2 separate regions of the Homo sapiens genome follow, and region 2 is linked to region 1. The links are chromatin contacts, found by Hi-C or POLR2A ChIA-PET in ENCODE. All regions are on one chromosome and are shown on one strand. Each heading gives the region's core, a stretch centred on a gene start or an enhancer-like site at or near the end of the contact. The rest is flanking DNA. Distances are from core to core; before and after follow the strand shown.

Evidence for each region. A loop is a pair of places that touch in the nucleus more often than their neighbours do. ChIA-PET counts read pairs that join two places held with the same protein, here RNA polymerase II (POLR2A). Pooled maps may share reads with other maps.
Region 2: a loop to region 1 is called in a pooled map, with 2.2 times the contacts of the local background. The contact joins the enhancer-like site here to the promoter of GRAMD1B in region 1. A Hi-C loop is called at or near these places in 1 of 50 pooled maps. POLR2A ChIA-PET finds 5 or more read pairs at or near these places in 2 of 52 experiments (B cell and activated T-cell).

The regions. Positions count from the first base shown.
Region 1 is chr11:123,426,900-123,433,522 of GRCh38, forward strand. It overlaps GRAMD1B (GRAM domain containing 1B), which reads left to right and starts at 3,370. Exons shown (of 20, transcript NM_001387025.1): 1 at 3,370-4,267. The coding sequence starts at 3,894. It overlaps LOC124902776 (a long non-coding RNA gene), which reads right to left and starts at 4,315. Exons shown (of 2, transcript XR_007062928.1): 1 at 4,048-4,315; 2 at 1-1,917. RefSeq lists silencers at 3,508-3,837, 3,948-3,997.
Region 2 is chr11:122,805,608-122,812,230 of GRCh38, forward strand. UBASH3B (ubiquitin associated and SH3 domain containing B) reads left to right here. Exons shown (of 14, transcript NM_032873.5): 12 at 803-909; 13 at 2,460-2,569; 14 at 4,142-6,623. The coding sequence ends at 4,279. Among named protein-coding and RNA genes, the nearest start is that of CRTAM, 30 kb to the right of the region's middle. Within about 2 kb of position 3,049, at least 11 of the 41 ENCODE cell types and tissues checked have a DNase peak (open chromatin) inside an H3K27ac peak, as active enhancers do.

The DNA.
Region 1 (6,623 bases), core at 2,120-4,619:
GGTGTCTTGTGTCTGTAGGAAAAGGGAGCTTGTGCAGCTGAGAATAAACAACAGTTGCTTGGTAATATGACCTCCTTTCATTTAAAGTCAGAGGCCTGGCTGCAGGTGGGGAAAGGGGAGGCTGGGTTGTTCTGGTTACCACCTGTCTGGGGAAGCGGGGAATGGGGGCAAAGGTGAGGTCTGTTTCACAGAGAACTGTGCGGTCGCTGAGAGCCAAATATTGGAGAGAAGAAATATGGGAGTGGGGAGACTTGGGGAGCAAGTGCAATCGCTGAGATTCTGACGCAGGGCATGAAAACTCTTTGGTTCTGATGTTGGCACCAGCTACTTTGAGAAATTGTTTCTCTACACTTTTGGAGGCCTCTAAACTGGCTTCAGAAGGCATGAGTTCCAATTCTGGCCTTGTCATTGATTAGCCATCATCATTTATCTGTGACCTTGGATAAACTACTGAATCTCTCTGTCCCACTTTCATCAATTGTAAAGGCCGCTGGGAAGACACAGTGTGATGTATGAAAGCTCTTTCCAAAAGTGTAAAGGTCACCATACACATAACAAGCACAGGATACTGGAGAGAATTAAAGGAAGGAGAAACTTGATTCTTTTCTCAAGGAGCTTATAGTCTTAACAGTAATGTTGGCTCACAGCTGTAGGGCATTTCATATTTCAAAGCAGTGCCTCATTTATTATCTTACTTGCCAGAGCCATGGGCAACAGAAACAGCTGGAAAGGGCTGAAGGATGTGTTTTGAACAGGGTTTTAACGGTCAAAAGGGTTATGGCTTGAAAAAAAGAAGGGACTGCAGGTGCAAGTGAGTAAGGACAGCGTTCAGGCTAAGAGAGCTCAGGGTATCTGCTTCCCAATCAAGTGAAACATTTTAGATTCCTGCTTGGAGGTTTTCCCTCAGGCCGGGTGAAATGTAAATGATCACTCTTAGCCACTGCTGTGCCCAAGGCTTGAATTAAATCTCACAGGATTTCAGTTCCAGAATCTACTGTGAGTGGGAAAAGTGGCTGAAGTGTGTGGGAAGAGGGTGCTGGTGGCTTTTCTTCCTTGTAAGAGGTATACACTTAAATTCAGAGTGCCCAGAACAAACTTAAAGCTTCCTCCCTTGTTTCTTCTCCCTCTTCCCAAGCTGCCCATAGAATCTTCTGGCCCCTGTCTTGTGGACCATCCTTTTGTGTTTTTGGCCTCCAAGCGAATGGTGGTGTCCTGGCTTCCTTTCTTCCCATAAGCCCCTGAGACCCTCATCTTCTATGTCAAGAGCCCGCCCAAAACTCAGGTTCCTTGAACTGGGAAGTTATCAGATCCCTTGCAAAACACTCGTCCTTGGAGGAAGTACAAGGCAGTGAACAAACTCTGTGGAACTTGGCTTAGCTCCCGATCCTGAAGTTTGGAGTTACAGTGCAATCTCCTCAGCATCCCTGGAGCCGGAAGAGGTGACCTTGGCAGGCCTGACACCTGATGGCAAGGGGTTTCTGCTTTCTGTGCTATGTCCAGGAGTTAAAGTAGAGTGAAACCAAATCACTCCTGAGAGGGCCAGTGGCTGGATTTCAGAAACGGGGGCTGACATTCCAGGGAGTCATTTATGGGAGGGCCTGGCCTTGGCTCTTCAGCCGCAGTATCTCTCTCCCTGAGGAAGAAATATTTCCCTTGGTTTCCCAGCCTCTCAAAAGTTGTGTAATGTCAGGATGCCTTGAGCTTTTCCATACTTGACAAGTGTCATTGCAGAGCTTGGTAGATCCATAGCCAGCTGTCATCCTTGATGTCTTGCTGAACTGCAGGGATGTATTTACTTGCAGTGAATTCTTGTGATCTTTAGGGATGTGAATTTTCCTCAGCTTCGGGACACTTGTGAAATGTGACTTTTGTCCTGGCACGGAAGCTGGGCATTGGCTCCCAGATGGAAACTGGACTCTGAGAGAGGCAGAAAAGAAGGGTGGATCAGATTGTGGACTTCATGGTATGTTCTTGGGTGCTTCTCATGATCTCTTTGAAAGTTACTGACCAGGCTGGGCATGGTGGCTCATGCCTGTAATCTCAGCACTTTGGGAGGCCAAGGTGGGCAGATCACTTGAGGCCAGGAGTTTGAGACCAGCCTGGGCAATATAGCAAGACCTCATATCGACAAAAAGAAATAAAACTTAGCTGCGTGTGGTGGTGCGCACCTGTACTCCCAGCTACTCAGGAGGCTCAGCTGGGAGGACAGCTTGAGCCCAGGAATTCAAGGTTGCGGTGAGCCATGACTGCACCACTGCACTCCAGCCTGGGCAACAGAGTGAGACTTTGTCTCTTAAAAACAAAACAAAACAAAACAGTTACTGACCCAAGAGACAAATGCATTGGGCTGGGGTTGAAGGAGGAGAATGGCTGCTACAGCCCTGCTCTAGGAGCTGGGCTGGGTTAGACTCAGTGCCCACAGAGAGCACCTAAATAGGATGGATCGGTTCTAGGGTTGATGATCTCTTAGGGCCTGGGTCTAGAGAGTGAGTGTGGTTCAGCACATCTTGGGATGCTACCAGGACTGAACCAGACTTCCTAGGTTCCATGACATGGGGACATACTGGATTCTGTGACTCAGTCCATGGCAGGCTGAAGCAGAACTGAATCAGCCCTCAGCAATGTAAGGGGGGGTACCCTCGACTCCCTGGGGCTCTGTTGGATGCATTGCTTTGTGGGTGCTCACCGACTCCTCATTTCATTCTTTGCTAGGGACGCGGCTATGGTACTGGCAGCTGGCTCATGTACAGGGTTCAGGCCCCATTTTCCTTACTGGTCCTGTGTCCTTTGTCTCTCAGACCCTGTTGTCTGTCTTTCCTTGGTATGTCATGTCTGGTATCCTCAGCTCACGCCGCCACGGGAGAACTGTCCTCTTCTCAGCTTGTCATTTTGGAAGCAGCCTCCAGCAACCTTGCTTTCCTCCTCTGACTATACTCCGGCCTGCAGTGCCACTACTCACGCCCCCAAATAATTTAAACTGCCTTTCTTAGGAGACAAGAGCTAGTTGAAAAGTCTCCTCATTTTCCTTCAACCCTGTATCATGGGTGGCCTGAGAGAGTGAGGACTGAATTCATTGACTCCCCTTTCTCTGCACCCCCCACCCCCAAGGAAATAGCCGAGTTCGACTAATGGGAGTTGCCTGGCCAATCGTTGCCCTGAGAAAGTTTGGTTTGTGATCCTATTTCAGTAGGCTGATTGGAGCAGCCTTTACTTGGAGGTCGAGTCCCTCCCCGAGGGAATCCGTGTACAGTTACACTAGCGGTCGCTGCCAGTGCTAGCCCATTCAGGATAGCCCCCCTCACCCCGCCCCCAGCCCCCGCTCCTCCTCCTCCTTTTTTGTTTTTATCCAGTGTCTCGCTTCCTCTCTCTCTCTCTCTCTCTGTCTCTCTCTCCCTTTCCCTCCTACCACTGCCTCTTCCTCCCGCTCTCTACCTCCCTGCAGCGCCAAGCCGGCTCCCCAACCTGGTCTGCTGAACGCAAACCGCTGAGAGTTTGCTGCACCGCCCCCTGGGGCCCCTGGCTGCCGAGTCCCGCTAAGGCAAAGACGCCAGCAAGCGAGGAAGCGCAGCGGAAGAAAAACAAGCGGGCGCGCGAGGGGAGCCCCAGGAGGGCTGCCGAGTGGCTGGCAGGCGGCTCCCGCCCCTCCCGGGTGGCCTCGCCGGCGGCTGACGGCCCGGAGGACGCGCGCTCCGAAAAGTTAGACTCCGGGCGGCGGCGCGCTACGCCGCGTCCCCTCGCGTCCCTTCCTCGCTGCGCTCCGGGAAAGGAACTTGTTCCTTCGGCCCCAGGATTGGGGAGTGTGCCGCGGGGCCGAGGGTGGGGAACAGCCAGAGGGAGACGCGAACCAGGCCGCTGGCGGAGGGCTCAGGGGGAGCGCAGAGGCGACGGCCCCCATGCCGGCGGCCAACATGATGGAGAACCGGCCGCTGCCCGCCCTGCAGGTGCCCGAGCCGCAGGGTGCGCCCGAGGGCAGCCCGGTCTGGTCCAGTTCGTCGACCCCCACGCTTCGCCGCCGGCGCTTCAAGATGCGCCGCATGAAGAACGTACAGGAGCAGAGCCTGGAGGCCGGGCTGGCCCGGGACCTGCCCGCCGTCTTGGCCCCCGGCAAGGAGTTCCTGCAGCTGCCGTCCATCGAGATCACGCCCTCCAGCGACGAGGACACCCCGTGGTCCAACTGCTCCACACCCAGCGCGTCCCCGCGCCGAAAACGCTTCCTCCTCCGCAAGTGGCTGAGGGTGAGGGAGCGGAAGGAGTGCAGTGAAAGCAGGTACGTCCCCGTTCCGCCCGTCTCCTTCCCTTCCCTCCCGTCCTCTCCAGAGCCGTCCAGGGCCCCGGGGCATTCTGGGGGAAACGTCCTGGGGGAGAACAGGAGCCCGTCACCAGAGGCGCTTCTGGAGGGCGCTGCGCCTGGTCCCAGGGATGGTGGCATTCAGCTTCCACGCGTGCCACCCGCTCCCCAACTCAGGGTGAGGGGCTTCATGTTGCACGACACGTTTACGTGGGGCTTTACGCTGCATTCCATCTCCCTTGATCCTCGCAGCGAAATAAATAATAAAAATAATAACAGCTAATAGTTATTGAGCCCTTACCATGTGCGGGCCACTATGTTGCGCACTTCATGTACCTCCAGATTTCATCCCTACGCAAACTCTCTGAGGTAGGTATTACTATGGCTCCCTTTCTACAGAAGGAGATAGTAAAAGGCCAGAGAACAGTTAAGTGGTTTATATTTCAGGACTCCGTTTCAATCTTATTTTATGTTTGGCCACACCGGATTGCCTTAACTGGCTCACTTGTGTGGAAGTGAAATATTGACATTGAGTGAGTCACATTTCCTACCATATCAGAGTCTTTAGACATCGATACCTACAAGACTGTGGTTTGTACCAGCTAGTTTTTTGCCTAGGTCAATGTGGCATCTGGGTAATGGGAGAAGGTTGAGCTTCCCTCACGTAGAGAATTGCTGCAGGGCGCCCTAGAGCAGCTCTACACAGCCCTGGTCAGGACTGCTGCTTCAGGAAGTTGTGTCTGAGCCAAGCCCCTTGCCTGGTGGAGGGCAGGGAGTCCTCACTTGTTCATCGGTACCACGAATCCTACATATTTACTTTGAGACTTTAGGGTCCTGTCTCTTAATGGATTTGTGTTCTTGTGCGGAGCAACTGAGTCATTGATCACTTTCCCTGGAATTCCTTCTCCAAATCTGTTCAATTACATTGATTTCAATTCAGTAAGTACTTACTGAATATTTCTGTGAGCTCAGTCTAGTAACAGCTAATAGTGGTGATGTTGAGGAGGGTGTGGGGGAAGGATAGGTAGAGTAAGGGGTTGTAGAGGCTGAGAAGGAAGATGAGGGGAGGCTTGTATAAGAAATGAACACCTGGGCACAGTGGCTCACACCTGTAATCCCAGCACTTTGGGAGGCCGAAGCGTGTGGATCACTTGAGGTCAGGAGTTCGAGACCACCCTGGCCAACATGGCGAAACTCCATTTCTGTTAAAAGTACAAAAATTAGCTGGGTGTAGTGGCAGGCTCCTGTAATCCCAACTACTTGGGAGGCTGAGGCAAGAGAATCGCTTGAACCTGGGTACAGGGGCTGCAGTGAGCCAAGACTGTGCCACTGCACTCCAGCCTGGGCCACAGAGTGAGACTCTGTCTCAAAAAAAAAAAAAAAAATTGAAGACCTGTGGGAGCCATTGGAAAACATACTGTGCTGTGTGGTACTGATTGTACTAGAAAAGAGAGAGTTCTGGAGAAGTAGAGGAAGACTTCTTGAAGGAAGAGGCTGACACCATGACAAATACAGATGGGTAGTAGAAAACAGCAGGAAAAGAATGAGGTTGGGTGCATAAGACTGGCTGAAGGGAACAATATGAAGAATGGCAGGAGAAACAGGATGAGCCATGTGTCTTTGCGGGGTGGGGACTGAGGAGTAGGATCCGTTATGCAGAAGATGGGCATTTTGGGCCTTCCAGAGTTTATCTTTTCTGTTTGCAACAACTGAGCATGGTTCTCTCAGCAGGTGCAGATACAGAGCTTTGTTCCGTGGATTTTTGTGGACGCTGGGGATAGAAGTTCTTTCTGTTTGGTACTTCATCCTGCTACCCTTTTCACAGAGTAGAGGGAAATGGGGCAAGCTTGGTGGGAGCTAACCTTGAACTAAAGTAGTTTGTCAGGCCAGGGGCGGTGGCTAATGCCTGTAATCCCAGCACTTTGGGAGGCTGAGGCGGGAGGGTCACCTGAGGTGAGGCGGGAGGGTCACCTGAGGTCAGGAGTTCGAGACCAGCTTGGCCAACATGGTGAAACCCTGTCTCTACTAAAAATACAAAAAATTAGCCAGGTGTAGTAGCGGGTGCCTGTAATCCCAGCTACTCGGGAGGCCAAGGCGGGAGAATTGCTTGAACCCGGGAGGTGGAGGTTGCAGTGAGCCAAGATCGCGCCATTGCACTCCAGCCTGGGCAACAAGAGCGAAACTTCATCTTAAATGAATAAATAAATAAAGTAGTTTGTCATGGCTTGTCGGCTTTTCCCTCCAATGTAAAAGAAACTAAAAGAGACCTTCTTTTGATCTTGAGATTCTGCCATATATACTGAGGACAAAATATGGTAAAAAGAGCCGGGTGCAA
Region 2 (6,623 bases), core at 1,799-4,298, 620 kb before region 1:
CAGATCTTGTGAGACTTATTCACTATCACGAGAACAGCACAGGAAAGACCTGCCCCCATGATTCAATTATCTCCCACCAAGTCCCTCCCACAACATGTGGAAATTCAGGATGAGATTTGGGTGGGGGGCACAGCCAGGCCCCCAGGCCGGTGAGGGACACACAGTATCACATGCCTTTGTAGATTGTATAGTAATTATCATTTACATCAATAACCTCTTCACCCCAACCACAGGCAGAGAACTTTTCCAACACAGAAATTGAGTGGTCTTCATCTTTATGCTTTGCACTTCTCCTTGTGCCAAGTGTATGGTCTGTGTTCAAAATAAGAGAGAATTAAAGGAAAAGACTGGTGAAATTTGATAAACTCGCAAAGAATCAGATGGACCTAATATCTGCGTTTAAAACCCATCCTTGCTGCTCTTGAAGAGAGGTCTGGGAAATCCCTGCTGATCTAAATAGGTTGAGGGTTCCATCTCTGCTTTGTTTTGTATTAGCTATGTGACTAGGACCATCCATCAATGGCTTATTTGTTATCCCGAGAGTGAAACATGCACTGAATGTCTCATTTTTCACCTGGTCACTGTAACGCCATACACATAGCTGTTATTTCTGTACATTTCCACTCCATGTTCATATAGTAGAAATGCTGTTCCCTATACCTTTCTCCTTTCTAGGGAAATGGATAAACAAACAGATCTACGGGATCTTTAGAAATGCCTTGAAATAAAAGTTTAGAGTGATATCTTCCTTTGTCTCAAGATCAAAATGTTTTCATTTCCTTTGTTCATTTTTCTATTACAGACCTCACATTCCAATCAGCAAATTAGTTGTTTCAGAATCCTATGATACTTATATCAGTAGAAGTTTCCAAGTAACAAAAGAAATAATAAGTGAATGTAAAAGTAAAGGTAAGTGGTATTATTCTGAACTCCATCTGTACATACGTGATTATTTCTCTATAATGGTTAATAGGTTATTCAAGATGTTTCAACTTGCTTTGGCTAACCAAAGAAATGTATTTCCAGATTTTCTTCCAGATACTTTTACATTAAATTTGTAATATTCTCTGAGTTCCTAAAATGGTAGATATTCCAGGGGTTTATACCAGACTTAGTTACTATTCTTAATAACTTAAATTCTGCGTTATAGCTATTCTTCTTGCACCCTGTGAAAGAGATTCCCTCTTATAATTTCCAAAAGCTCTAGCATGCCACTGTTTTGCCTATAATTGATGCAGCGGCATGCACACCTACACACAGCACACCTACACAAACACATACACCTTCCCTGCTATCACCAACCAAGAGCAGTGTTGTATAAGGCTCAAGTGTGTTTGCTATTGAATTTTCTAAACACTGAGCTCAAATATTTAATATGTAAGACTGTTCACTATCAATTTTTTAGTGAAAAAGGCATATTGCAAAAAAAGTATGGACATTCCCTTCATCTCTTTTTTTAAGTTAAAATACTTATATTCAAACAGTAGGCAGCCATGAGCAACAGTATTATGAATGATTCCCACCTTCCAGTTTTCATTGATTAGCCACTCACTACCATAAAGGTACACAACATGTTCTATCAACCAGGAAGTCTCAAGTGCTCATAGTTCTATAGTGGGAACACTTAAAACTATGTTAGAAGGAGTTGCACAGACAGCCCTATGGACACACAACAGTCCTGTATCTTGATTGTCATGGTGTTACAAAAAGCTACACATATGATAGAATTGCATGAACTGTATCGTCACATATGCACAAACGACTTCTTGCACACCTGCTAAAATCTGAATACGCTGTGTGTATTGTACCAGCGTCCATTTCCTGGGTTTGATACTGTACCATAGTTATGTAAGATGTTACCATTGGAGGGGGATGGGATGAAGGGTTCATGGGATCTTGTCGGTATGTATGTATATGTATGTAACCCTCCCATAAATCCATAATTATTATTATTATTTTTGAGACAGGGTCTTGCTCCTGACACTCAGGCTGGAGCGCAGTGATGCAATCATGGCTCACTATAGCCTCAATCTCCTGGGCTCAAGTGATCCTCCCACATCAGCCTCCCAAGTAGCTGGGACTGCAGGCACAGGCCACCACACCCAGCTAATTTTTTAAAAATTTTCTATAGGGACAGGGTCTCACTATGTTGCTCAGGCTGGTCTCAAACTCCTGAACTCAAGTGGTCCTCCCTCCTCGTTCTCTCAAAATTACTGGGATTACAGGGATGAGCCACCACACCCGGCCCCATAAATCTGTAACTATTTTAAGATAAATGTTTTCTTTAAAAAGATTAAGCTGCCTTATCAGTAACAAAGCACTTTCAAAATATTGCTTAGGCAAATTGTCTTCTTGAGTGTGTTTGCTCCCCTGCAGAGCATTTAGTTAGCTTCCAGTATTTGCAAAGTTTCCATGTCTTTATAGAAACAGTCTTCCCATACCTTGCCATTTTCCCCCAGGAAATAACATCCTGATTGTGGCCCACGCATCTTCCCTTGAAGCGTGTACCTGCCAACTTCAGGGCCTGTCACCTCAGAACTCCAAGGACTTCGTACAAATGGTCCGAAAGGTAATTCATTCTCGTACTTTGGGGTCCGTGATGGCTAGTAGTTTGAAGTCAGTACAGTGACTGGCTGATTACCAAGTTCTTTGAAGCATGTGTTTATGCTGAGCTGGGAATATTCATTTATTGCTTCACTCAACCAAGATGTATTGAGTGATACTCTGTGCAGGGCACTTTATTAAGCCTTGTGTTAGAAAAACAATGTATGAGAGCTAGTTCTAGCTTCTAAGAGCTAAAATGTAGGAAGCAGCTAGGAATTATAAGCAAATTGTCTGGATTTCCCTGAGGGACCTTCTCTGAATTTCCCTGAGGGAACTTGGGTTGGATCAATAGAGGTCAGTCCAAAAGACAGCATCTGAAAGCTTAACTCAAACACAGGTCCTTGAAGGTAGGCCGAGGCATGCAGCAGTTTCAAATGAGGAGGCTAAAAGGCAAAGCCAGGAACAAGACAGCAAGACAGAAAACCCATGAGGCTGACCCACACATCTGGAGTCTTCCTTTCTGTGCCTGTGGGAGAGGTTTTCTGGTCAGCTGCCTCCCACACACTTCCCTTCAGGCAAATTACATACTTCCTTTCTCTGCCGCCAGAGAACCTGGTTCAAACTCAATTGCAATCTTTTTTCACATTTTTGAAAAGTTTATTTATGCATCTGTCCTCATTTGTAAGTGCTGGAAGACAGAGAATTTTGTCTTGTTTGTAAATGCAGCTCTGGACACAGACAAAAATAAGTTTTAAAATTGCTGTGACAACTGAAGTGAGGGAGAGCACAGCTTCAGCTTTGAATGTTGCAGAGACTCGTAAGGAGAAAAAAAAAACGGGTGAAACAAATTTTTTCAAATTGAAAAATATTTTCCATTGGGTCCAAGTATAATTTCAGAAATGTTTGAGCTGACTTTTTCTTTTCTTTTTTCTTTTTTTTTTGAGACAGAGCCTTGCTCTGTCACCCAGGCTAGAGCACAGTGGCGTAATCTCGGTTCACTTTAACCTCTGCCTCCTGGATTCAAGCGATTCTCCTGATTCAGCCTCCCACGTAGCTGGGATTACAGGCACATGCCACCACGCCCAGCTAATTTTTTGTATTTTTAGTATAGATGAGGTTTGCCATGTTGGCCAGGCTGGTCTCGAACTCTTGACCTCAAGTGACCCGCCCGCCTCGGCCTCCCAAAGTACTGGGATTACAGGCGTGAGCCACTGTGCCCGGCCTTGAGCTGCCTTTTTACCTGGACTTGCAATTGGGAATTAACTCCTGGCATTGTAGCCTTATGTATTTTGGTCCTCTTTTTCTGCCACCCAATTAAGCAGCAATCTATGAACAATGACTTAATTACTTTAGGGGAGGTCACCATTTAATGGATCCTTCTGATGAATCCTCTTGCAATGTAAATACTCTTCTAAGTTACCAGTTTTACCCATTTTATTTTATTTATCGATTTTTGAAGGGAATGCATTTCTACAAAGCCACTATCCATTTCTGACTGCAATTCTCTAGGGCCACATGAATATCTTTGTATTTAGGTAAAAGTTAAAGCATTAAACCTATCTCCTAATATCCCCTTTCTTTACGACTCTTACTTCAGATCCCATATCTGGGATTTTGTTCCTGTGAAGAATTAGGAGAAACTGGAATATGGCAGCTGACAGATCCACCAATCCTTCCTCTTACCCATGGACCAACTGGGGGCTTCAACTGGAGAGAGACCTTGCTTCAAGAATAAACCACACCAGTGAACAAGAAGGAAAGGCCTTTTGGAGTGTGTCTTTCTGTGTGTTTAAAAACAGTGGGAAAATCCACACCACACTCTAAGTGGACAGCTCAGAATAATTTAGCATATTTCCTTTCACACTTAAAGTTCTTAAGATGAGACTGTGTAAATGAGAGAAAGACTTGATTCAGAGGAAAAAAATGTGTTCTCTCTGGACTCTTGCCTAGCTCACAAGGCTTTGGAGAATTGTCTTCCTAAATCGGGGCACCTGCTACAGAAGAGAATGTTTCGTTCCCTCTGGGTATGCACAGCTAAGGGGCCTCATTTCTCCCAGAGGGAGCTGCTGGCCCGCTCTAAGGGGTGCAAGAGGAAGGAGTGTGCCCAGACCAGCTGGGGGAGCATTGAAAGGACAGCTTGGGGATGGAATTTTTTTTTTTTTATCTCCATTTTCCAGTTAGGTAGAGCCAAGCTGAGGAATCCTTTTAAGATTATTAGAAAACATGCCCTGAAGAGAGTTGTTCTTAGGTTACACATGAAATCCTACCGTCACTAGCCCCCATACACCAGTGTTGCTGGCTGAAGATACCCGCTTAAGGATGCTAACATTTACCCTGGTACTGCCACATTTTCTCTAGAGCAGCTGGCCCTTCTTGCTACAGCCCTATCCCCCCTCCTTGCTTCTGTGAAATGGGGAGACAAAGCACTTTTGCTCTCCAAAGCACTTTTGGATACTCAGGAGGAAAGATAAGATACATGTTTGAAGTATTCAATCATAGGAGCAAAGAACTTGCAAAATATGAAGTGACTTGGAATTAACCATGTTGTAGCCTAACGTGCTACTGCATTTCTAAATCATCAATATTTGCTTGTCTTTGCCCCTAGACTCTAGACTATGTTAACTAGTTAAGGATGTTACATTTTGAAAGGATGTATGTTAGATATATTATTTGCAGCAAGAAGTTCATTCTGTGCAATATGGACATGTTTGCAAACCATACCAAGGGTCAGGTTGTTGTACACTTACAGTACGTGTCAACCATAATGGAACATCCACAAATGCATCAATTATACCAGGGATGTATAGTAAGTCAGGGAACTAATATAAATGATGACAGTCATGGCTGCACTGCTACTTGTGCTGTCGTTTTGTTTGTTTTTCTATGATAATTTAAAATACATAGGTAGGGCTACTGAGGAAATTTGGAGAGCCACATTCTGTGGTTTCTCATTATACTTACTTCCTGCATTTAGAGGGAGTTTATTTAAAAGAAATAAATGACAATCAAACCAAATCATCAGTTATCAATGTCTGTTTAATTGTGTGACTATCTGACTGTTGATGGCCACAGATGATGGTCTCCTATGGTATAGTTCACTCTGTAGAAGATGTATGCAAAGTGAAATGCCAGCCCTTTAAAGAGACATTAGTTAGTGTAAAATGGATCTTTACATGTTGCAGTAACATTGACTATGTTTCAAAACTCAGATGCATAAAACGTAAGGTATATAAAAATACATCTATGCTTGCGTTTGAAACTACAACTTGATAACCCCTAGAAAGAAGAGGACATGAAAGGATGCTGGCTATATATGTTAATGAGCAAAAGGATTATAGTTGTTTTGTTTTGTTTTTAGAGACAGGGTCTCACTATAATGCTTAGACTGGTCTTGAACTCCTGGGCTCAAGCGATCCTCCTGCCCCTGTCTCCCAAAGTGCTAGGATTACAGGTGTGAGCCACCACACCTGGCCCATAGTTGTATTTTTTTTAGGTCACTTAGAAAAATATGTCATGTATTTTACATTTTGAGAAACAAATCAATCATGGTTTCTTCTAGCGTTGCGCAAACACTGACCCAGCTTCTGGGTATGGAAATAACCCTGTGATGATGTGTTAATATAAAATGTTGGGAGGGAATATTCCCAATAAAGGTCTTAAGAGAAAAGTCACATTACAAGTAATGTAATGGCTCTACCATTCATTCTTCTGGTATTTGTAATGAAGTGAATCCACTGTTTAATCAGATCCATAATCTTTAACAGATTCACCACAAATTTTCATGGGCGTTGAGTGCTCAGAATAATGCTTGAACACCTCACCTTGAAACTGTAGCAGTGTGTTCTGGGCAGTATCTGTAATGTATGAAATAGAGTCTGGAATAGGTTATCCACTCCATCTTCTAGGTTATCTTAGTTGTATGACGAACTGATAAATCTGTCTGACTGGGCTACAATCCATTGTTCTTAGTCCAATATGGACACTGCCTTAGGCAATGGTCTATATAAGCAAAAGGAGATAGAGATCTGAAATAATTTTCCGAATAATTCAGGTGGAAAACAAGAAAGATTGTATTTCTC